Linked DNA regions of Homo sapiens: region 1 is linked to region 2. Evidence: read pairs that join two places in POLR2A ChIA-PET (ENCODE). Cell type or tissue: PC-9. All regions are shown on one strand. Links, peaks and the distances in the headings refer to the core of each region. The heading gives the core; the rest is flanking DNA. Region 1 overlaps RASSF8 (Ras association domain family member 8). Region 2 overlaps RASSF8 (Ras association domain family member 8).

The links. ChIA-PET counts read pairs that join two places held together with the same protein. Peaks named below come from ENCODE experiments on the same cell type or tissue, not always from the same donor. Only the 100,000 strongest peaks of a DNase experiment are listed, where the experiment ranks them.
Region 1: POLR2A ChIA-PET joins it to region 2 with 19 read pairs; 2 of 35 experiments call an interaction of 5 or more read pairs at or near these places.

Annotation. Positions count from the first base shown.
Region 1 is chr12:26,054,811-26,067,606 of GRCh38, forward strand. RASSF8 (Ras association domain family member 8) reads left to right here. Exons shown (of 6, transcript NM_001394098.1): 3 at 426-636; 4 at 9,688-10,577; 5 at 12,759-12,796. The coding sequence starts at 534. Among named protein-coding and RNA genes, the nearest start is that of BHLHE41, 64 kb to the right of the region's middle. In PC-9, for the core only: no CTCF peak of the experiment used is centred there; a DNase peak (open chromatin) is centred at 7,951.
Region 2 is chr12:25,980,589-25,993,384 of GRCh38, forward strand. The region is part of intron 1 of RASSF8 (Ras association domain family member 8); the gene reads left to right. Among named protein-coding and RNA genes, the nearest start is that of RASSF8-AS1, 28 kb to the left of the region's middle. In PC-9, for the core only: no CTCF peak of the experiment used is centred there; no DNase peak of the experiment used is centred there.

The DNA.
Region 1 (12,796 bases), core at 4,171-12,170, 76 kb after region 2:
ATAGTATTGGCAAAACACTGCACACTGCAAAGTGGTTCAATTTTATTGATAATTCCTAAAATGACAAACTTTTTTTCTTTAGTTTTGCCTCAGAAATTATCCTAATGAAATAATCCAAAAAGAAAAAAAACAGGACAGAAAAACAGCGCATATATTGAATAGGGCTTGGCAACTAAATAGGAATTTTTAATGTAATGGAGCATGAGTTCATGATTAAAATTATGATAAAAATAGTTGTAACATGAAACACTGTCATGATAGGTGACTGTAGTTGCATTTGTGTTGCTTAATTCATTTCTGTAAAATAAGCCTGTGTACTTCAGTAAGATTATGATATGTTAAAATTTGTTTTGTGTAATACTTACATACTTACTAGAAGAAATGTTGATTCATTTTATTACAAGTGATTTTTTGCCCTTTTTTAGCTGACTACACAGACTTAGTCTTCTCCACTCCGTGTTCCTGCAGCTAGAGACATGACCTAACACCCTGATGACCACTCTCAGGGACCTTGAGTGACTGGCCGGTGCACCATGGAACTTAAAGTATGGGTGGATGGAGTTCAGAGGATTGTTTGTGGAGTCACTGAAGTCACAACTTGCCAGGAGGTTGTCATAGCCTTAGCTCAAGCAATAGGTGAGTGAACTCTGTGGGTATCTGAGAAAAGTACATTGTGCTTTCTTTCGTTGTATGTGTTTGTTTTAAATATAGATTTCTAGGGGATTTTGTTCATTTGGTTCCATAATAAGTCTCACAGGCACTCTTGTACTTATTACAGTTTGCCTGTGTTTAGGTACATCTGTGATGATGCTTGTTCTCTGACACCCCTAGATTTTACTAACCCTGAGTTAACATCTACACTGCCTTCTCCTCTCCTGTTGTTCAGCCTAAACAGTGACTTCTGAAACTAAAGATGTTTCCATGAGCCAAAATTTAGACCCAGATTAAGAATTTAGATTCTTAGTTCCCAGAATCCCTCATTAGGAAAAATCCCACCTATTGTTTATTTCTCCATACTTTCAGAAAATACAACAAATGAAATAACATCGTTCTTCACTGGAAAGATAATGTATACTTTTAAAATCTTATGATTGGCTGGGCATGGTGGCTCACGCCTGTAATCCCAGCACTTTGGGAGGCTGAGGCAGGCAGATCACTTGAGGTCAGGAGTTCGAGACCAGCCTGGCAAACATGGTCAAACCCGTCTTTAATAAAACTACAAAAATTAGCCGGGCGTGGTGGTGCGCACCTGTAATCCCAGCTACTATGGAGGCTGAGGAAGGAGAATGGCTTCAACCCAGGAGACAGAGGTTGCAGTGAGCCAAGATCATGCCACTGCACTACAGCTTGGGTGACAGCGAAACTCGGTCTCAATAAATAAAATAAAATAAAATCTTATTATACAGTGAAAATGAAGCACAGCTCTTGGCTTCATGTTATTCTCCCACCATGTTTTACCCTTTCTTCTTATTTATTTTAAGCTTATCTTCATCATAGTTTATGTATATTTAGTTGCCTTAAATGATGAGGGCATAAACACCTGCATCAGAAAAACCAGCAATATGGGTCCAAGTTTATATTTGCATCTTAAGTCTTTCATTTAACAAACATGTACTAAGAGGAAGCTGTGTGGCCAGCACCATGCTAAGTGTTCAGGGCCTCTTTGTCTTTGAGCTCCTTATCAAAAGTTGATTTTATGTCTCGCCAGTTTATATTGGAAGCATGTCAATTAGCTCAGCATTGAAATGAGTCATACTGTTGCCAAGGCACTTTAGCATTTGGTAGAGATGATTGTGCCACCTGTGATGTGGCAGATGCACTGTTAGAGGTTTACAGTGCCCTATACAAGACAGAGACTTTCTGGTAATATTGACATCTTTTGATTTTTCCTTAAACACTATTGCACAAGAATATATTGCAGCAATGCTGAAAATTCTGGGCTTTCACATCCGGTGAAACTCTTTTTGCATTTGAGAATCTTATATATGTAGACTTAAGTTTAATTATTAAAGAGGAGAAAATTAAGGCATTTAATTTTTTCATATTCTTTCTATGAGCTTATTTAGTAATTGTCACTATTAAGAGCTTCACTTAATTTATGTGAATTAAAATATACAGCTTTTTTTTTCTTAGTGAAGACTACGTTTATTAATTGTCAAACCTGGCTTTCCTTGTTATATTTGGGAATTAAGCCATGGACAGTGCTAAAAAAGAAAAAAAAAAGTAGTTTTTACAAAAGTCAAGGTAGTTGAGTAGTGCTATAAGCTGCATCTGTCCATAATGACACTTTTGTGTGTGTGTGTGTGTGTGTGTGTGAAGTTCCATTTTTTTAAAATTACACTTTAAGTTCTAGGGTACATGTGCACAACATGCAGGTTTGTTACATATGTATATATGTGCCATGTTGGTGTGCTGCACCCATTAAGTCATTTACATTGGATATTTCTCCTAATGCTATCCCTACCCCATCCCCCCGCCCCACAACAGGCCCGGTGTGTGGTGTTCTCCACCCTGTGTCCAAGTGTTCTCATTGTTCAGTTCCCACCTATGAGTGAGAACATGTGGTGTTTGGTTTTCTGTCCTTGTGATAGTTTGCTCAGAATGATGGTTTCCAGCTTCATCCATATCCTTACAAAGGACATGGACTCATCCTTTTTTATGGCTGCATAGTATTCCATGGTGTATATGTGCCACATTTTCTTAATCCAGTCTATCATTGATGGACACTTGGGTTGGTTCCAAGTCTTTGCTATTGTGAATAGTGCTGCAATAAACATACGTGTGCGTGTGTCTTTATAGCAGCGTGATTTATAATCCTTTGGGTATATACGCAATAATGGGATGGCTGGGTCAAATGGTATTTCTAGTTCTAGATCCTTGAGGAATCGCCACACTGTCTTCCACAATGGTTGAACTAGTTTACAGTCCCACCAACAGTGTAAAAATGTTCCTATTTCTCCACGTCCTCTCCAGCATCTGTTGTTTCCTGACTTTTTAATGATCGCCATTCCAACTGGTGTGAGATGGTATCTCATTGTGGTTTTGATTTGCATTTCTCTGATGGACAGTGATGGTGAGCATTTTTTCATGTGTCTGTTGGCTGCATAAATGTCTTCTTTTGAGAAGTGTCTGTTCATATCCTTTGCCCACTTTTATGGGGTTGTTTGCATAATCACACTTTTTACACAGAATTTCAAGGGGAAAATGCCCGGAGGTACCATGTATGTGCTTGCCCACTTGGACTACAGAGTATACTTATTTGTGAACAAGCCAAAAACACATTTTAACTAAATCTGCCCTCCTATTTTTACTTTCTCAATAACTCAATCCAAGAGCTGTTTTGAAAAGTTGACAACTTCAATACAAATGTTTTATGATATTCCTCCAAACTTGGCCAAACAACTCTTTCTGTATCGTAAATACTTCATTGAACTCAGAATTCATCTGGAGATGACTCCACTGGCAAGTAGCCGAGAGCTGTGGATCCTGATTTCTGTGGTGAGAGTTTATTAATTAGAGAAAATTGCTGCTCTGAAAAGCAACCCCAGAACTTCCAAGGCCTAACACAGTAAGTGGCTAGCTAGATTATTAGTAGAGCATGGACTGATGACCAGAACCACAGGTGGCTGTCAAGAATGTATAGTGAAGCAATTTGTAGACTGGTTTCTTAGGTTTAAGTGCGCGTCTTTGCCTCATGGGGGCACTACACACATGCGCACGCGCGCGCGCACACACACACACACACACACACAGAGTGTATTCTTGATTAGGAGTTACAGGTTTTTTTCTGGATAGTTAAAATTATTTTTAGGAAACCATAGAAACTATCAAAATGACTTACTATGAAAATATGCACACAAGTTGTCAACCTGCAAATATATATATGACAGCTAAGGTTTTCTTCATGCTACTAATCAATCAAATTGAATTAGCAAAGAGCTAGAAACAACATAGTTTGATGAAAGATGTTGAATCTATAGGAAGAAATCTTTTCTACACTAATCTGACAATCTTGACAGATTAGATTTAGGTGATGGATGTAGGACACATGCTCAAATGATGACAGAATAACTAAAAGTGAAACCTTAGTTGAAACCTCTTCTTGGCATGAAGTGGTTCAACTGTCCTGCAAGAGTGCACTCGGAGTTTGTCACTGTACACCCTGAACTTTCTGAAACATTCCCAATTTAAATGTTCTACTTTGTTTCCCCTGTAAAATATCTCAGAAATGCATTTTTTTCAGAGTCTAAACTGCTTCTCAAATCTAAGTGAAACAGAAAGCCTTTGACAGATCATCTATCTCAAGTTATAATGGAGAAAATGCATTTGCTTTTATCTCAAACCAAAAATATGACAAGGATGTATTTCTGCCCTCAGGCAGCTTAGAGCTTAACACAGAAATAAAAGTCCAGCTAACAAAAGATGAGAGAGGAAAGAAGGAAGAGAAGGAAATCAAGGAGATTGAGGAAAAGGATTTCTGATCCACGGTACTTTGATACTTGGTGTCATTGAGAAGACAAGGAAAGAAATATGTACTTTGTCATATTTAACTCTTAGCTTCACATGTAAAATATCAATTTCAGAAATTTAAAAATTGATTACTTTTCTACATTTATAAAGTAATATTATTTATTGTAGATTATCTTGAAATTTAGAAAACACAAAGAAGGTAAGAGAATCACTCATGATTCTACTTCCTAGCAATAAACAATGTTTTTTGTGTACCCATAGATGAGCTTTTAAAAAATTATACTCTTCATATGCTTTTTGTAGTTTTGAGTCTCATTGTCTCATTTTTCATTTACTGTATTGTGAATTAATTTTCCACATATTCATTTGCAATTTTAATATTTATAACAATAGTCTAATTTTTTATTTTAATTAGCTTCTGTATTTTCCACATCTGTAGAATATTATTTTAATGAATGTTAATACATGTTAATTCATAGCATGCATCAGTCAAGATGGGTTAGATTATGCTGTGTTAACGAACAGCTCCCAAAATCTTCTGGTTTGTAGTGTTTTCTACTTATTTTGGTTTATATTTTTTTAACGTAACCAGCACAATGCCCAGTAAATCACAGGTACTCTGTAACTGTTTTTTTGAGACGGAGTCTCACTCTGTCACCCAGGCTGTAGTGCAGTGGTGTGATCTCCGCTCACTGCAAGCTCCGCCTCCCAGGTTCACACCATTCTCCTGCCTCAGCCTCCCGAGTAGCTGGGACTACAGGCACCCACCACCACGCCCAGCTAATTTTTGCTATTTTTAGTAGAGACGGGGTTTCACCGTGTTAGCCAGGATGGTCTCGATCTCCTGACCTCGTGATCTGCCCGCCTCGGCCTCCCAAAGTGCTGGGATTACAGATGTGAGCCACCGTGCCTGACCACTATTTTTATTATGTTTAGTAGTAGTGAGCTTATCATATAATTCTAAGTAGACAGTAATTCTGTGATTACATGATATACACTGGGAAGATACACTGTGGATGATGTAACTATGGTTTGAATGCACAACTGGCTGACAGGTATATTCAGAGATAATTTTTTATTGTATCACTGTTATTCTAAGATATACTGTGGGGTAAGAGTTATTTTAGTAGTTTCACTCAGAACTTAAATAGTATAGTAAAAAAATAACTAAATGTCATCAGAAAATTACTTAAAATTCTTTAAGCTTTTATTTCTTCACTGATAAGATGAGGATCGTAATATCTATACTGCTTAACTCACAGAACTAACTAAGATGATATATATAAAAGCATCAAAAGCATTTTACAGGCTATAAGATAATAAAGTGTAAGTTCTGTTACAGAGATCAACGCTTACTGTAAGAATTCTAAGTCATTACGGAAAAAGCTAGTTGTGTTCACTAGAGTTTGCATAAGAGTCCTGGACTGTGTAATGTATTTTACAAAATTTTCATTAAAATATTTATAGCTCAAGAAGCAAAATATCTACTATCAGAAAAATTCAGTGCTGTTGGATAGCTTATCCTCCATAGATAAAGAATAAGTCAGGTGTTACTGACATTATTTCTCATATGTCCAGAAACCTGAAGATATGTTAGCATTAAATTCATAAGAGATTAGTGCCATTTCTTTGTCATGTTCTTTTGAATAATGTCCAATATTCATCTTTGGGGTGTGGAGGATTTGGTACTGAAGAAAATATCAAATGTCAGTTAAAATGAAGACTCCAGAGGGTTGGTGATGAAGATGTTTAGTAGAATCTATTTCTCTAGAGCCTGGCACTGTTTCTGACACATATGTGGTGTTCAATATACATTTGTTAACTAAATAGCAAGATGTAACTTTTAAATCATGATTTTGATTTATGACTGTAAGGAGAAATTTCCTAAAATTATAAAAATTGTTGGAGTATTAAAAAATGGTTGAATTCAGGGCATAAATTTCTGAGTGACCCTTGTTTGAGTTTTGGTGTGTATTTTCAAAATGTTATGTTACTTTATAGTTGTGTATTCTGCTTTCTTAAGTGAAAGTAAGCTGTTATCCTGTTTTCTTTTAATTTATGTCAATCAGTCATTCAATAAGATCTCATTAATGCATTAAAATCTGTATGTAAGTTTCTTCAGTATATAAATTTAATGATTCTTGGGATTAGTCTCAGTTGCTTCAATATTTAAAAGTATAATTAATATTTTTTACCCCACTAAATTGGATCGAAATTATTTGATAGTGTCACACAGTCCTACAATGCAAAAACAGCTTAAACTACAAATGCCATAGATAGACAGACAGACAGATAGATATTCCTTTTTATTCATTTTAAGATTACATCAAAATAGTACAGAAGGTTTAACTGAATGTATCCATGTGGTCAAATACGCTAAAAGGAGTTTTGCAGGAGGAATCAGAATCTGTGTAAATGAAGGAAATAGAATCTGTAGAGTGCTGCCAAGTTATGGATATTAAAAACAGCGATTGTGGAATTTAATTCCTATATAAAATATTTAAAACCCAATTTATATAATAAAATCAAATCTATTAATTCATTTGCCTTTTTTAAAAAAAGCTTTTTTATATTGCTGGATGGAATTTTTTGACCCAGTGGTACTAAATGTGCATTATTTAACAAAAGCCAATACTGGCAGTAAAAGCAATTCTAAATAACCTTCCAAGACATTCTCAGAGGGTAGCAGTACCAGTAAGCACTGGAAAATTAGTTTTATTTTTAATTATGAATAAATTAGGGTCTTTAAAATATTTTGTTTAGTTCATATAATGTGATGATTCGGTTTTCCTTCTAAAGATACTTCATTGGGCTGATAGAATTGGAAAGAACTCTACCGGTTTATCTAACCCCTCCTGTTACCGAAGGAGGACACAGAGGTTCAGAGAAGAGTAAGATTCCTAAAAGCAGTTGATAGGCATAGTGCTATGACCTTTGAAGCAGTTTGTACACATGGGACAGTTTTAACATTGCAGATGTGTCATGTGGTTTTTCTTTGGGAGCAATTAGAGTAATTTTTAACCTGAAAATCATTGGAAACATTTTTTATTTCAAGAAGCTAATCTATTGTGCTAAGGTTTTCTTTTTCATCCCCCTTATTAGCCTGGGCATTTTGATAAATGTAACTAATATTATCTAGCACTTTTCAATTTCACAAACATATTTATATTTTACATTCTCACTTGAGTCTCAGAACCACCTTGTCAGATAAGGCAATACTACTCTTATCCCACAGATGAGGAGACTGAGGCTAAAGGAAATTTAATTGTTCAGATCATGTAGGTAAGCACAGTAGGAGGCAGAGCCACATTTGAACCCAGACCTTTCTACTCCAGAACCTTTGTCCCATCTCTGTCTAGTTTACATAGTTGGAAGTTGCTTTTTAAAAGTCAGATTGTTGGGCAAGGGAGGGGAAAAAATAAATAAATAAATAAAAGATCATTGTGATGACACATCACTATTTAAAGGAATTCTGTGGTCAGCCCTTTTGTTATAGGAAAAATGTCTTACTAGCTACCACGTGTTGAATGCCTGCTGTGGGCCAGGCAGTGTGGTAGGTGCTAACCCTCAGAATCTGCGAAGCGTTTTAGAAGGGAAGTTGTGCTGCTTATCTAGTAAGTAACTCACGTAGGATTGTTTGCCTCCAAAACCCCAACTTCCAGCTATACCCCAAATTCAGGTTTCCCTAAAGGAGAACACACTCATATGCTTATAGCAAAATCATTTTTTAATGTGCTCCTCATGAATTACATACATGGGTGTTGATATTTACACATCTAGATTTCCATTTATTGATGCAGTAATTGCAAAAATACTACTATTGGCTCAGAAGCTCATGAAATTTAAAAAAGAAAGCCAGGAAGGTAAATCAATCAATAGCTGTTTATACAAGTATAATTGCTGGATGGCAGCGTTGGTTTTTTTTCTTTGTAATTATTTATGTACACTTTTCACAAAATTTAAATAATCTATCTGACCCACTCAAATGAAAATATTTAAAAAGCATGTTCAAGCTTATGGCATTACAATCATATTCTTCTGAAACTTTATCTTACTTTCATAATGATTAGATTCAGTATATTTTTCAATGTATATGTGATTGTATTCTGGTGTTTGTTTGTTTTGTTTTTTTTTTGAGACAGAGTCTTACTCTGTCACCCAGGCTGGAGTGCAGTGACACAATACAGCTCACTGCAGCCTTGATCTCCCAGGATCAGGCGATTCTCCTATTTCAGCCTCTCAAGTAGCTAGGACTACGGTGCACAGCACCATTCCCGGCTAACTTTTTCATATTTTATTTGTAGAGACAGGGTTCTGCCATGTTGCCCAGGCTGGTCTCAAACTCCTGGGCTCAAGAAGTCTGCCCACCTTTGCCTCCCAAAATACTGGGATTACAGGTGTGAGCCACTGCACCCAGCCTGCTGGTTTGTTTTTAACAATATTTTGCTTTGAGTTTTTTTTTTTTTTTTAGAAGAAGAATCTCTGATACTATCATATTACCAAAACTGAACAAGTCTTCTCTTCAGGCCCCTCTTTTTATATGAATTTGTTTTGAAGAGTTTTTTTCATTGAGCTGGTTTTTTGTTTGTCATGGGTGTCCAGGAAGATGTCAGCTGTGTGAGCGATGGGTTGGTGGAGCACTCAGGTGGAGATGGAGAGGAGACCTGGGCACCTCCTGTGGCTGAGTCACAGTTCTCCACTGGTCCCCATGTCTCCTTTCAGGAGGAGAAGTGGGGCCTCCAGCCCTCCCAAGTTCTGATGTGGAAAAAAGCCGAGGGATTTCCACAGTGGAAATGTATTTGAGTTTTGAAGTTCCACCTAGTTCCTGGACCAGCCCCTCATGTTTCACATGGCGATTCTGTTGTCCTTTGTTTCAGCTAGAAAATAAACTTTGTTCAGTCTTGCCCCAAATGAGAAGTTCTAGGCAGCCAGGTATTTGGCAAGAGTATAAGAGTCCCACCAAGGTTTAAAGTATAAAGTTGAATTTCTAAGCAAGCCTAAAGAGTATGTGCAATACACATCTTCTGATTTTATGTTGTTACATGTCGTGAGGGGTTTGGTATCTTCAAGTAAAGGTTTTAAAGGAACCTGAACTAGACTCAAACTTGACCCTCTGATGCTAATCGAAAATACACAATCATCAAATGGCATTCTTACTCCATTTTTTAACTATTACATATCCCATTTTGACAAGTTATTCTTACCTTTTTTACATAGGTCGAACTGGAAGGTACACCCTTATAGAGAAATGGAGAGATACTGAAAGACACTTAGCACCTCATGAAAATCCTATCATATCCTTAAACAAATGGGGGCAGTATGCTAGTGATGTGCAGCTCATTCTACGACGAACTGGGCCGTCTCTCAGTGAGCGACCCACTTCAGACAGTGTGGCTCGAATTCCTGAAAGAACTTTATACAGGCAGAGTCTGCCCCCCTTAGCTAAACTGAGGCCTCAGATTGACAAATCAATCAAAAGGAGGGAACCGAAAAGGAAATCACTGACATTTACAGGAGGTGCCAAAGGATTAATGGACATTTTTGGAAAAGGTAAAGAAACTGAGTTTAAGCAAAAGGTGCTGAATAACTGCAAAACAACAGCAGATGAGTTGAAGAAGCTAATCCGTCTGCAGACAGAGAAGCTTCAATCCATTGAGAAACAGCTGGAATCTAATGAAATAGAAATAAGATTTTGGGAGCAAAAGTATAATTCCAACCTTGAAGAGGAAATTGTCCGTCTAGAGCAAAAGATCAAAAGAAACGATGTAGAAATTGAGGAGGAAGAATTCTGGGAAAATGAATTACAGATTGAACAGGAAAATGAAAAACAGCTGAAGGATCAACTTCAAGAAATAAGACAGAAAATAACAGAATGTGAAAACAAATTAAAGGACTATTTGGCACAGATCCGGACTATGGAAAGTGGTCTTGAAGCAGAAAAATTGCAACGGGAAGTTCAAGAGGCACAGGTCAATGAGGAAGAGGTTAAAGGAAAGATCGGTAAGGTCAAAGGGGAGATTGACATTCAAGGCCAGCAGAGTCTGAGGTTGGAAAATGGCATCAAAGCTGTGGAAAGATCTCTTGGACAAGCCACCAAACGCTTACAGGTAGGGACACTTTGATAAATAGAATGTTTGGCCCATGTAAAATAGTATCTTCTTGGAATCTCCTTTTCATCATTGTCAATTTTTCCTTATATTCAAAGAATTAGAAACCCAGCCTTGTTTAAAACTTTTGTCGAACTCTTGTGACTTACGACAGCTTAGATGGGAGCAGTAGCCTTGCGGATCCTTCTCCATGGAAGAGCCTTGTCTTACTGTGACAGTTGTAGCGTTAGATAATGGGATGGAATGGACACTAATGATGAGATAGTGAATCTCACCTTCTCCTTTCAGAGATAGGGAAACTAGAGCTGAAAGAGCTGTCCATGGATTGGTTGGCCAGGGATTGTTGTGGCTAGCTGACTGCTTATCTGTCACTTCTCCATTGTTGCCAGCCAATCCCAGCTTCTTTCCTGACACATAAACAGCCCCCGTCCCTTCTCCCCTCTCCACAGTACCCTCCTTTGCTTTCCTGAGAGAGGCACAAAGATTTCTGTCTGATTTTCCCCCTTTCTAGTTCACATACGAGAAGTTCTATTTTGCCACTTAAACCCTAATCACTCAACTTACATTTCTTGGATACCCATTCTTGAAAAGACCCTGTGATTATGTTGCGGAAGTTGCAAAGATGTATCAAACAGTCTGTATCAGATGGGACGAGAAAGAGACACAATTGATTACAATATGGCTACTTAAATTTAAATTAAGATTAAATAATAAGGCAGTTAAATTATTAAATAATTTAAAATTCTGTTTTTAGTCACACATGGTCACATTTCAAGTGCCCAGTAGCTGCTGTACGGGCCGTGCAGACACAGAACATTTCCACCATTGAAGGAGGTTCTGTTGGACTGTGCTGGTTTAGAGCTTACGATTCAAAGTGTAGTCCATGCCAGGCAGCTCCAGGGTACTACTTGTAAGAAATTCAGAATCTACATTGAAACAGGATGCCCAAGTAATACCTGTGTACAGTGAGGTTTGAGAAGAGCTGCTTTAGAACATCAACAGTTAGTTCCACAATCAGAGAAAGCTGAGGTTTTAGGAAGAACTGATGTGATCTCCTTTCTCCGTCATTATCTGTAGTAAGAGATAAAACTACCACCCAAATTTTGAAAATCAAGAATTTCTCATGCAGTAGAAGCTTGTCAGCCTCTAATTTGTCAGTATTTTACTATTGGGATTCATTTTGACATTTAAAAAAAGGTACAAGTGGAAGTTGTGTTGCTTTTGATATCACAGAAAACACTAACTTATCACAGTCATTACTAGCAAATCCCTCTACCCACTGAAAAGTGTCTGATAATCAAATATTGATATATCCCCAAGTACCCCCTACACTCAAATAAGTGGAGAAAACAACCATTCACTTCTAATCTCTTCCCAACCCCTACCAAATCCTTGGGACCCACCCAGCCTGGGTAGAGCCAGGGTACTTTTTCTTATATACAGTAGAGGAAAGAAAGAAATGAAAAGCTGTTTAAATAATAGGATGCCCCTCCTTGCTTTTACAGCTTTCCAGCTATCCAAACTTGATCTCCTTCTGTAGGACTCTGTAGTTCTCAGATCTTTGTCAAGGATTTAGGAATTCCATAGTGAGAATCTTGTGGGAATCTTGCTTTCCTCATGCTGTAAGATAAATCTCAATAATGTATCCCATGAAAATTGAAACAGCTTACAAAAACAAGAACTCTAAATCCATGGAACAAATTACAATTAACTTTGTAGTTATAAGTTAATATGAAGTGGTTAATATGTAAATTTGTGACCAGCTTAGCAAGATTGCTGCAACACAGAGATGGGTAAAAACCTGTGGGGTTTTTTCTTTTTATTTTCCACCAATGAGTTTACAGACTGAGAAACCCATTTTTGTTTTTGTTTTTTAATGAAAGTTTATAGACATATTTATTTCAGAAGGGTGCATAATGGTTTTCCAGAGGAAAGCATCACATTTAAGAGGACAGACTAATGAAACTGTTGTCTTCCCTTGGCTTATTTCTTGGCCTACACCACAGAGTGAAAGTGACCTCTTTAGCCCATTGTGTCAATATAAACCAGATTTGTTAAATGTGCTTTTATGAAAGCAGATGTTGCACATTTAACCCCTGTAGCAGATGGATCCTCACAAAGATGTCTTGCACTGTCCAGTAGTGAATCCTCAAATTTAAAAAAATAATAATTTCCATCTAGGACAAAGAACAGGAACTGGAGCAGTTGACTAAGGAGTT
Region 2 (12,796 bases), core at 1,996-9,995:
GGAAGCTGGATTTGTGCTTTACAGTTGTATCAGTATCTTCCCGTTAGCTGGTGGGAGTGGGGTGGGGGTAGTACTAAGTTCTAAGTCCTATGAGAAGGGATTTCAGCCAGCTATGAGCAGGTGAAGCCATAGAAGGGATGTGGATATCAGAAAGGCTGTTGAGAGAGTCATTGCAAGAATAATTTAAAAATCACTCTAATTAAAAAAAATTCATGGAATGAGATATTTCAATTCAGTAATTGTTTTAGATAAGTTTCTTAAACACTTTCCTCTTAAGAAAAAGTATATCATCCTGTCTCCTTTAACAAAACATATTTTGGGGGATTGAGGGGCATTATTAGCATATTATCCTGAAACTATGGTTGTTGTCCAGTAGAAAATAGGCAATGGGTGGGTACTTTTTATGGGCAGTATAAGGAGATACTGAGGCAGTTGCTTTATTAAAAGAGGGAAGTGTATGATCAGGGTCGGATGCGTCCTGGTTTGCTGGATTGGTCCTGGCTCACTCCTGTTGTTCTGGCATAATAACAGGACCTTTCATTCTGGATGATTGTTTTGTTGAACCCCTTTGACTCCACCAGGGATGGTACCAGGTTCCTGAGGCCAAAGAAGGGACCCAGAGCCAGGAAACGAGATGACGTGGGGTTTTATTGGGGGCCTATATCCAGGGAAGAGAGTCTAGTGGCAGTGGGCTGGGCAGGAGAACCAGCCCCAAAAGCATGCAGTTTATATAGCATTTTCACTTAGTGTCCCCCTGCTCAACAGTCTCCATATGGTAACCTTCCCTCAACCCAAAACTAAGGGCCATGATCCTCTGTCTGGCCTGCATTCCACCAGACCTCAGAGGTTGTGCAGTTGGGGGTTCTGATGTTCCTCGTAGACAAAGAACGAATCTCCTGGTTGGCAACTCCAGGATTCCCTAACTTGGAATATTCAGGTGCTTCTGCCATACAGGGTTATTCTCAGGGTATGCTTAAGTTATTGCTATCAGATGCATTTACCATGCACTGATAAATTGTATGGTCACCCTGCATAATGTTAATATGATTTGTAGTTGCTGGTCCCTTTCTCATAGAGGTGGAATGAGGCAGGTATGCTGAATGACCTTGCTGTTTCTTGTAAAATTAATCACCAAAGCAAAGGCTAAACCTTAGAATGACTCTCAGCCTTCCCTGAATGATCTTTACTGTTGCTGTCAGGGCTTTAACTTGTCAGCACTATCGAAAGCATGATTGATTATTTCTGTATTACAGCGTTCAAAGCCATCCTCCCTGTTAACTTTAACCTGCTCTTAGGTCTATATCAAATTTAATTTGTGGTGTGTGAGGGAGGTATAGGAATCCCTATTTCAAGGATATGTTTCTTAATAATCGTCCTCAAATGATACTGAAGTAGAGATAATATAACATGAATTTTTAAAAAGCACGTTTTCAGACAAACGTTTTTGGGGTATGAAATCGAAGATACGGGGTACCACTTTGCAGGTGGATCTTTTTTTTTAGAAACTTAAAGTGATTTATATGCTGAATGATACAGTGTTCCACATCTTTTTCAACTTAGAATAAAATATAGAAGGCATGTTAATCAAGTTTGTGAATGAAAAAGTTTGAAGTTGTAAATAATATTTTTAAATGAGAGATTGAGAATTCTTTAATAGCTTAAAACAATGACTAAAATATAGACTAAGTTGAATAGGTCAGAATATGAATTTCTGCATTTAGATTACAAATAGTAGTTATGCAAGTGCAGAAATAAGGAAACAACATAGTTCATATGAAAAAGACATAATGGTTTTAGTTGAACAGAAGCTCAGTATAATGGCTGTTTAGAATGTCAGTGTACTTTGGTTTCTGATGGCATGTGAGACTAGATACTCTGAATTACTCCTCTAGTAAAAATGAATATAAATAAAAATGCTGGATAAATTATGTAAGATGTATCCCTAAATGGCAAGAAAACATGAAAATAAAAGACCAAACATTGGCCTGAAAGTGAAAGCAAGAAATCAGAGAGATAAGGGGAACACCTGGTTAGAGAGCACTTGCTGAGTCCCGTTGAGCTTGAATTTTCTTGGTCCCTTGTTGCACTGGAGACAAGAGACAAAGCCCAGAGCCTCCTATGGGGAAAAAAGTTTAGTAGACAATGTCTCCACATAGAGCTGGGACCCCTAAAGACTACTTTCATAGTGTATTGTAGAACTAGAAATATAACTTCCTTTGACCACCTCCCAGTCCGCAGAAAATCTCAGAAAAACTGCCTAATATTTTATAACCAATAATAATCAGCATTCATGGAGGTTTTCAGTTCTAATTTAGACCTATAGGTGGTCCAAAGAAAAGGCAAATTATATAGTTGTAGAGTGGTTCCACCATAGTAGCACAAGGCAGAAGCTAGTGCAGGTCCTTTTTGGAGGAATCTTTCTTCAGGGCAAGCCTTGAAGAGTTTAAAAAGTTTTAAGAAATTTTAATGACAGTCAGGAATCACAAAACAAAGTAAACAAGGCATCATCGATAGAACCAGCCAAAATAGTAGATAACAGAATTAGGTGTGTAATAATCTCAGATATTATAGTTGTCAGAAAGAATGTAAAATAACTTTTAAAGAAATGGAAAGGTTAAAAATATGAGTAAATTGCAAGTGAATATAAAAATGACAAAAAAAATCTGAAACTAAATAGTTCTTTGAGAAATAAACATATAATTGGAATTTAAAAACCAGCAAATAGGTTTAATGGCAAACTAGACATAGCCAGAGCAAGAATTAAGCAACTGGAAGATAGTTCTGAGCTTTTTGACTGTGACCCACAGAAAGAAATTCACTTACTGACACATGTGTATGCATATGATACATGTGTATGATTTAAGCCAAAGTATCTAGAAACTGATCTTATCAGTTCTCTACTAAAGGTAATGTTCTCTACTATTGGCTTTTCTCATTTATTCTTTTTCATTAAAAATGTTGGGACCAACCCAGGAAATTTTATAAACTGCAATGGGTTACGACCATAGTTTCGAAGGAAACTGATTTTAATAAAATTGAATATGTGTATACCCTACAACCCAGCACATGTCCAGCATAGTTCAGAGCACTTTGTGTGGTACCAAAAAAAGAAAAAAAACAAAAAAGCTGGAGAAAAAACATGGATTGTAGAAAGCATAAGGCATTTTTTATCTGTACAGTGGATTACCGTAGGACAGGGGTGATACTAAAAATAGTGAACAACCAGTACAGTGTAGACACCATGCAGTCAGTGTGGCTGCTGCCCATAAACAGCGAGCCTCAACCCATACCCGTGTGTGCCAGCCTGTTGACAGCCCTTTCTGTACCTTTGAAAATGAATGAACTACCAGTTCGTGCATCAACAACAGAAAAACAAGTTCTAAAAGATTTTATGTAGTATGATTCCATTCATATGAGCTTCAGAAATTTGCACAAAACTGAAGTAGTACATTGTTTAAGGATACAATCATGTATTTATTTATTTATTTCTGGAGATAGGGTCTGGCCCAGTCACCAAGGCTGGAGTGCAGTCGCATGATTATAGCTCACTCACCCTCTAACTCTTGGACTCGAGCAATCCTCCTGCCTCAGCCTCCTCAGTAGCTGGGACTACAGATGTGCACTGCTACACGTAGCTTTTTTTTTTTTTTTTTTTTTTTTTTAGTTCTTTTGTAGAGATGGGGTCTTGTTATGTTGCCCAGACTGACCTCAAACCCCTGGGCTCAAGCCATCCTCCTGCTTCAGCCTTCCAAAGTGGTGGGATTACAGGTGTGAGATGGAGTTCTGCTCTGTCACCCAGGCTGCAGTATAGTGGCACGATCTCGGCTCACTGCAACCTCTTCCTCCCCGGTTCAGGCAATTCTCTGGCCTCAGCCTCCTGAGTAGCTGGTACTACAGGCGCACACCGCTATGCCCAGTTAATTTTTGCATTTTTAGTAGATACAGGGTTTCACCATGTTGGCCAGGATGGTCTCGACCTCTTGACCTCATGATCTGCCAACCTTGGCCTCCCAAAGTGTTGGGACTACAGGCGTGAGCCACTGCACCCAGCCTAAACTATTTTTTAAAAGGCAAGGGTACACACAAAATTAAGGAGAATTGTTGTTACCTTTTAGTGGAGGACAAGAGGTTGGATTAAGAAGGGTCACAAAAGGAGCTTCAAGGTAACTTTTTCTTCTTAAAATTGTGAGTGCATGAATGTTTCCTTTTGTTTATACCTTACTCATTTTATGAGTACTCTTTTGCCTGTTCAACATTTAGTAAAATTAATTTTAAAAAGTCAAGGCAGGATTAACACAGGCAATAAATCATTTATGCTGATCAGACCATTTTTGGAAAGTTGTTTTTAGTTTTGGGTGCCAAATTTTATGGACATTAACAAACTGAAATGTGTCCAGAGGAAAGCATCCAGGGTGGTGATATAAACCACCACCCTGGTCTTGAGCCTTTCATTTTTCAGATGCAGATTCACACGCATTCTCATTATTGGTGGTTTTGACTCCCCTGGATTGGCCTGCTAGTGCTTAATGCAAACCTTTTGTTAACTCCCAGGTTATTGCACTTTTTGCCGCACCAATCAGAAATGAGTTCCAAGAAGTTCCACAAATGTTCTGTAGTGTGATGGTTTGCTAAAGGTTTTTTGTGTGTGTGTGGGAGGGAGGCATCTAATGCTGTAACTATAGACCCTATGTCATGTTGTTACTGTATTATACCAAATTATAGCTCAAACAAGGGATCTTTCATTGCTGGGATCAGACAAACCCTCTGCTGTCCACAGCTCCTGAAGGCATCACTAGATTCAGGTAGTATCCACCGAAGGGAAATACATAAGGATAATTTAGTTTGGTGCCTTTCAGAGACTATCGTATGGTTTTCTGTCTATGGCAGTGCAGGGGTCCAGTTCATCTGGCCAGGGCCTTAGCTCTGTGTAAACAAGGAGGGGTAGGCAGATGGCAGCATTTGTCTGGATAATAATTACTTGAGGTAAATGAGTAAATCGGCAATTATCGAGGATCTGCAATGTGGCAAGTGTTGTTAGGTGTTTTCTCATAAAAATATTCCACTTCATAGGGAAGGAAGTGGTCTTATCCCCATCTTACAGATGTGGAATTTAGGGAGGGGTCGCCAAAATTAATATTTGGGGGAGAGAAAAAGGGGAGGAGAGCATGCTTTCAGCAGTGCAGTGCTAGGGCTGTGGAGTCCTGGCTAAAGGCAGTGTGTGGTGTGGTTAGGAGCACAGATTGCAGCAGACAGGGCTGGATTCGTATGCTGACTGTCATTTACTAGCAGGGACACCTGGGACATATGTTCTTTAACTACCTGTGCCTCTCGTATCATCAGAAAACAAGGAAAACCCCTATTTCATGAGATTGTTAAGATAATTAAATGAATTAACATACATAAAGTACTTTGAACAGTGGCTTGGCCCACAGGGCTATAAAAGTGAAGTGTTTGGTGAAGTTTTTTTCTATGCTGGCTTGTAGCAAGTGATTCTCTTGGTCTCAGTGACCCTGTAGCAGAGTCTGTCCTCAGTCTTAAAGGGGTGAGATTTTTATATCCAGTCGAGCTTCCCAGCATCCCAAGTTGGGTTCAGATGTACCCAGAGGATAGGTGTGGCCTTGATTTACATTAATTAGATCTTCTTCCTCCAGGCTCCTGCACTTCACAGGGCTATAGAAACCTGCCAGTGACAATTTTTAAAAGACACACCAGGTGTACTTATTCCCAAGAACTTGCTCTGCAGATGAGGAAACTGAAGCTCAGGGAGGTTATAACTGTCCCAAGTTCACATGACAGCAGAGCTAATATTAGAATGTTTGCTGTTATCTGTGTTACCTCTAGAATGTACAGAGGAGAAGGGCAGTTTTCTCTTTGAAGCCTTAATTTCATACAAGGTGGATGACCTCACATATCTTGGTCCACTGGACTATCAGGACTTGTAGGTTCTCTGTGCCCTTTTGAGGCCTATGATGTGCAGGCTGCTCCCAGCTTTCAAGCCCCACAAGAGCAGCTTACTTCTTCTTAGAGCACCTCTTTCAGCTGCTCCTCTTAACCCAGTTTCCCTCTAAATTGTGTAGGGACTAGACATTCATTGACTCCTTCCATGTGTTTCTTGTAGTCTCACCTATTCTTTCCAGTGGCCATTGGCTTCTCATAACCCTGACAAGGCTCCTAGTTACTTACTGCTGCCTTTCTCTTCTTTTGCTGCCTCTTCTCTTTGCTTTAATTTCCTTTCGTTATCCACTTCTCCCCTCTTATGGATTCGTACACACTGTCACTTGTGTATTGCTACCATTTTTTTTGTAACTTGGGGCAGGATTGAACTACCGTTTTTTTTTTTTGTTTGTTTGTTTGTTTGTTTGTTTTGCAACGGAGTTTCGCTCGTCGCCCAGGCTGGAGTGCAATGGCGCAATCTCAGCTCACCGCAACCTCGCCTCCCGGGTTCAAGCGATTCTCGTGCCTCAGCCTCCTGAGTAGCTGGGATTATAGGCATGTGCCACCATGCCCAGCTAATTTTGTATTTTTAGTAGAGACAGGGTTTCTCCATATTGGTCAGGCTGGTCTCGAACTCCCAACCTCAGGTGATCCACCTGCCTCGGCCTCCCAAAGTGCTGGGATTACAGGCATGAGCTACCACGCCTGGCCCAGGATTGAACTCTTGACATTTGGAGCCGTTGCTAGGCAGTGAGTGTTCATGATATGAACTGACCAAAATCCACAGTACATCTTGTGAGCTATGCGGTCATGCCTCTTAGATTTTTTTGACTAGCCTGGAGCCAAATTGAACATTATTAACACAGCATTACAGCCAATATAAGCTTTCATCAAGGAGAGTATACCAAAATTGAGCCAAAAACTGGGATGCTTTAATTCCATACTAAGGCAGGAAATGATAAGGTTTCAGAAACAGGTAAAGTATAATCTGTACAAGTGCCCGGTTTAAGTGGTGTTTAAACCTAAGGATAATTTTTTCTTCAGCTTGAAGTGGCTTTATTGTTTATGCTTTTCTTTGCACTGAAATAAGGACAATATTCAGAATTAACATACATTATGCAACAGCTCAATTTAGGAAATTAAATAGTTGTTTAAAACATACTTGAACATGCCAACACATTGTATTCATTTTCTATCCAACAGTAGAATATTATTCACTTTCTATATTTTTTGCCTTTTAAAATATATGCCAAAAATTTCTACCAGCTCTTTTTTAAAAAGAGAATGAAGGTCATTGTTGCTTGAAATTAATTTTTGGTTTTTTATTATTTATTTATTTATTTTTTCGAAATGGAATCTCACTCTGTCACCCAGGCTGGAGTGCAGTGGCGTGATCTCGTCTCACTGCAACCTCTGCCTCCCGGGTTCAAGCGATTCTCCTGCCTCAGCCTCCTGAGTAGCTGGGACTACAGGCATGCACTACCATGCCTGGCTAATTTTTTTTTTTTTTTTGTACTTTTAGTAGAGACAAGGTTTCACCATGCTGGCCAGGCTGGTCTCAAACTCCTGACCTCGTGATCTGCCTGCCTCGGCCTCCCAAAGTGCTGGGATTACAGGTGTGAGCCACCACGCCTGGTCGAAATTAATGTTATTTTTTAAAAAATGAATTCCTTCCTAGCATTTGAGCTTGCTTTTTTAGTAGGCTCTTTTTAAAATAAGTTTTTTTGAGACCATAAAGGGAACACAGTGGGAAAAAGTATAAAACATCCATGCAGACAGCCTTCAACTCAAAACTGTCAGGTCTTTAAAAGCAATCTTGGAACTTTTCTTTTTGTCTGGTAGCAGTCCTATTATTGAACAGATGGTTAATTCACACAATAAGCTGGATAATCAAATCCGATGAGCTAAGATGGGGTTAACTAGAGCAATCTGTAGTATTTAGAAAAATTTCCAGGGTGATTGGGGAATGGTGACTGCAGTCATTATTTGGGATTCGTTTCTGTTAGTACAAAAATAGAACTTAAAGTCACAATTTAATAAAAAAAATTTCTTTCATTTAGAAAATAGCCCTCTCCCTCATGACTAAACAATCATTTGTAGGGGAGAAGAAGAGAGATTTGTATCAGCCACCTGCACTGCCAGTTCAGGAAATAGTATGTGAAATTCCTGCTTTATCAGGAACCCCTCCTGGCCTTCCTCTGGTTCTCATTTATTGAGTTTGCCAGATCCTGTGCTAGGTGGTGGGACCATAAAGAAGAAATGGGATGGGATTCCATGGTATGGTAGGGAAATGGGTCTAAACAAGTAACAAAACAGTGTGGAAACCTCCCGAGAATTCCTATAGTATGTTTAGAGAAACTGTCTCCTGGAGGATGGTTCACAACATCTGTTTAATTACCTTTGTAATTTTCTTCACTTAACTTAAAAACTAGTTAGCTTTTTGAATTTTTCTTGATTTTAGAAAGCATCTCTGAGGGGTATGCCTATCTTGCTGGAATTCTGCAAACTCACTGTGCCTCCAACAGAGCCTTGTACTTACCAAGCGGTAGTAAAGACAGATTTACAATGTCTCCTTTGCAGAGTGATTCTACTTGTCTGTTCTTCAGGTTTCTTTCCCTCCCAACATTTCTGCCTGTCAGAATGTTTTCTCTTAAAACTAAGGCCCAACCATATGTTTTCTCATAATCACTGGGTCACACCCACAGCCATACTGTTCTTTTCTGGGGGCTTCCTTGATGTAAACCTTTAGTATGTCCTGATTTCACATTTTCTGATGTGTGTTCTATAGTGAAACACAGTTTCTACTACTAGTGTGTTTTATATTTGTCTTAATCTATAGGCATTTAACAGTGTCTTTCTTTCCCCCCACCCCCTCTTTCTTTCTGATTCAAATTGGAATGATAGAAGACACCTAAATAATATGATGAATACTTATCAAAACGGCGAAGTTGGTTTTCTGAAAAAAGCTCTCTGTTGTGTGAAATATTGAAGTGTTATCCAGGAGAAGGAGACTTTATTCAAATAGTCATCTTATAGCTTGTCTACTAAAGTTGATGAAATTCATTTTCCAAACTGGTTTAAACAAAAATGATTACTTAGCTATTTAAAAAACAATTGATCATATCTCTTTCTTGTCTTATCCCTTCTCCTCTGCCACTCTTCTGATTTCTTGCATAACATTTAATAACAAATCATAAGACTAACAAGGATGCATTTCAATTCCTTATGGTTTATGGATCAGTTTATTAGGTCAAGGGTGTGGTGGGGCATGGGGGTGGAGGAATTATGGTAGAGAGTATGAACATTTGCTAAGAGCAGCATGGGATAGGTGAATTTACCCAGTATGGGAGTCTGGCAGAAGTTTTAAAATCAAGTACATCTGAGTTCAAATCAGGGCTCCACCGTTTACTAGTCACCTGAACCCGGGAAGGTACTAAATCTGAAATCTTAGTTTCTTCATGTGCAAAATGGAGACTGTAGGATTGACCTTGACAAGGTTGTGAACAGTGTCTGAACTGGGCAGAGTGGTGCCTGGGACTTATTTGTTGAGTGCCTATTATTACTTTTTAAAGCAAGGAAATGCATCCTGATCAAGTCACCTAATCTTAACCTCAACTTTGTATAACCTGTATAATGGGAATATTGATAAATTAATGTGAAAAAAGTAAAAAAAATTACAGCCATATATAAGCATAAGGGGCTTATTTCATGAAGGCTTCCTGGATATCCACCAGCCATTAGTGATTTCTCTTGTATGAACTCTGCTGTAGCTTTTTTCCAAATCTCTTTGGTGTTTATCAAACATTTATTTGATACTATTGTTACTAGGCATTAGTTACATTTCACAAGTACTGTAGTTAGTGGAATGAAACCCATATCTTCATCATTGTAATCCCTGTGGTATTTTAAATATGATAAGAGCTTGGTAAAGGTTTATTATATAAATAATTAATTTTGGTATTACCATTTTTCTCTGCTTTGCAAACTAATATAGCTTAATAGCATCATAATGGATTTATTTCCATAGAATATCTACCTTATTGTTTCTGTGATCATCTTATTAACATTTCATATGGACTATGTAAAACCTAAGATACCTTCCTTACTAACATTGTGTATTGCGTTTAGCAAAACTGAATTATATTTGGAGATGTAAGTCTTTGTATTTTGATGACAAGGTGAAAAAACCACCTTGAATGTTCCCACTCTTTTATTAGACAACAAAAATTTAGGAATAGTTTAGAATTCTGTAGTATTTATAGTTTATTTTGTGGATACACAGGGATATCACTTATGAAAATGTGCTACCATAGTTTATTTGTAGTTGAATATTTACAATTTCAAACGGGTTTTCTCTTTTCAATAAAAAGAAATGTGCCTAAAAAAATACACACACACACACACAGAAAACATTTTGGGGATCTTGGAGTCACAGAGTAGAGAGTAGCTGGTTTCCTCCAAAACTTTTAGACTTTTTAGCTGATCTATAATACTTAAATAACCAGAGCAATAAACTCTTCTCATTTTTACAGTAATAGAAATGTCAATATTGTCCATTGATTATCTGTCCTGGTGGGCCTAGTTTGGAGGAAGGGAGCACACCCAACAATTAATCAGCTGTCATTAAAAGAAATATACAAGGAAATGAAGGGTTTGCATTCTTCTGTTGTTTAAAAAAAAAAGGTAGAGCCTCTTGGAAACTGGAATTTATTTTGCTCTTGAGTTATTCTTGAGCATTCTATTTTGCTTTTGTTCAGTGTTTAGAAATTACAATAACCTGATATTGTGTTAACATCAATAACTTCTATTTGCATTGCTATAAACTATTTAATTTAAATAAATTACTTATTACTGCATAACAAGTTGCCCCATGCCTACAGACGTAACTTTTTTTTTTTTCTTTTTTTGAACTCTCACCTAGTTTCTTTGGATCAGGGATCCAGGAATGGCTTGGGTGAATGGTTTTAATTCTGGATCTTTAATAAGGTTGCAACCTAGGTGACAGTCCATTTTGTACGTAGTCTACATGAAGGTTTGACTGGGGCTGGAAAATCTACTTCCAAGGTGGTTCACTCACATGCCTCACAAATTTGCGCTGGTTGTTGGCAGAAGGCCTCAGCTCCTCACCATGTGGACCTCTCCATAGGGCTGCTTGAATGTCTGGCTTATATCAGGACAAGTGATCAGAGAGAGCAAGATGGAAGCTACCATGTCTTTATGTCATCATTCCACAATATCCTGTTGGCTGTACAGGTTATCTCTGTTCATTGTAGGAGAAGAATACACAAGGGTGTGAAAACCATTGGGGGCCATTGTGGAGGCCAGCTACCAAAATAAAAGAATGCTTAATCTTTAGCACATTTTTATAAGTGTCCAATTAATGTTTGAATCACGTTAAGTTTTACCAAAAATAATATAATTATTGGTGGGGCTGCCCCAATTTTTATCCTCTCCTTTTCCCCATAATTACATGTTGGTGTTCATTGATTTATGGTCATTTCAAATATTTGTATAATAGATAACTGTTTTTCAGACATGTGGTAATAGGAGTATTATATCTAGGTAAAAGGAATCATTTAGGTGAGCAGGACTTTCACTGAGGATAAGCTCAGAACCACTGTACAATCTGCTGCCATTCTGTAAAACCCTCTGAATTCATCAAGCCTTCAGCAGACATTTATTGAGTACCACTTATGTGTTAGGCAATGTGAATGCAGGTGTCAGTGCAAAGTGTCTCTGCCCTCAAGAAGAGGCAAACATTTCAAACAGTTGTTGAAGAACATGGGCTCTGAGGTCAATTTGCTTGAGTTCAGTTCTTGCCTCTCCTGTTTAGCTCTATGACCCTGGGCCAGTTATTTAACCTTTTGATTCTTTTCTAATTATTCCCTTATTACATATTACCTGCCTCACAGGGTTGTTGTGAGAATTCGATGAACAGTACCAGTGAGTACTAAGTGTCAGCCACTTGAGAATACCTGGAGTGACTAGTTTTGATAAGGGGAGTTTCCAGGGAGTGATGAGATCATATTTGAGTGGAGTCTTGGAGAGTGAGTTGGAGTTTGGCCAGCACAAAAATTTGGTAAGGCCCGCACCTGGGATGCCAACTTGAAGGAGAGGCAGGGAAACTGAAGTGGGGTGAGGTAATGCATGCTACATGGTGGCTTCAGGGGAGGCACTGGAGGTGGGCCTGGACAGCCACGGGAAGGGATGTGAAGGGGTTTGTGGAAAAAACACAGTGCCTGCAGTTTCCTGAGACCGTTTTCACTTAAGCCTCTTGTTTCTCATTGCCTTCCTAGGTACTCGCACACCTGCCAGAGCTCATGTTTGTATTTATGGTTAGGAACATTTTGTCACTGCAGTTACCTGACAAAAGAAGGTTGAACTTTTTTGTGGAGACTTTCAAAAGCAGTAGGATAATAGGATTGGATCTTTTGGTTTGTTAGTTTTTGTAAAGTGACCTGGTGAAGAGTGAACAATGGATTGAGTAGTTAGGAGGTTGTAGGAATCAATGGGGAGCTGAGGGTGGGGGGCAGGTTCACAAGAGCCCAAGCCCTGACTTTTGTCAAGCTTGGCATTTCCCAGAGACACCCTGAGCACATTACATTCCCAGGGTACCCACAGAACTGCCCCCGCTCCCTGCACCGCTCATCTCATCTCATAGTGAATTTTGCAATTATAAAAGTTTAAGAAAGAGAGATTTTAATCTCTGCATATATGTTAGTGTCAGTTTGAATTACATATGGGAGAATAAGCACCATAATCTTTTTGGCCTTTAAATCTCTGGCTCTAGTGACAACCTTATTTTATGGATGAAGAAGATAACAATTATGTCAGTTTTAGAAACTCATTCTCAGCTATCTAC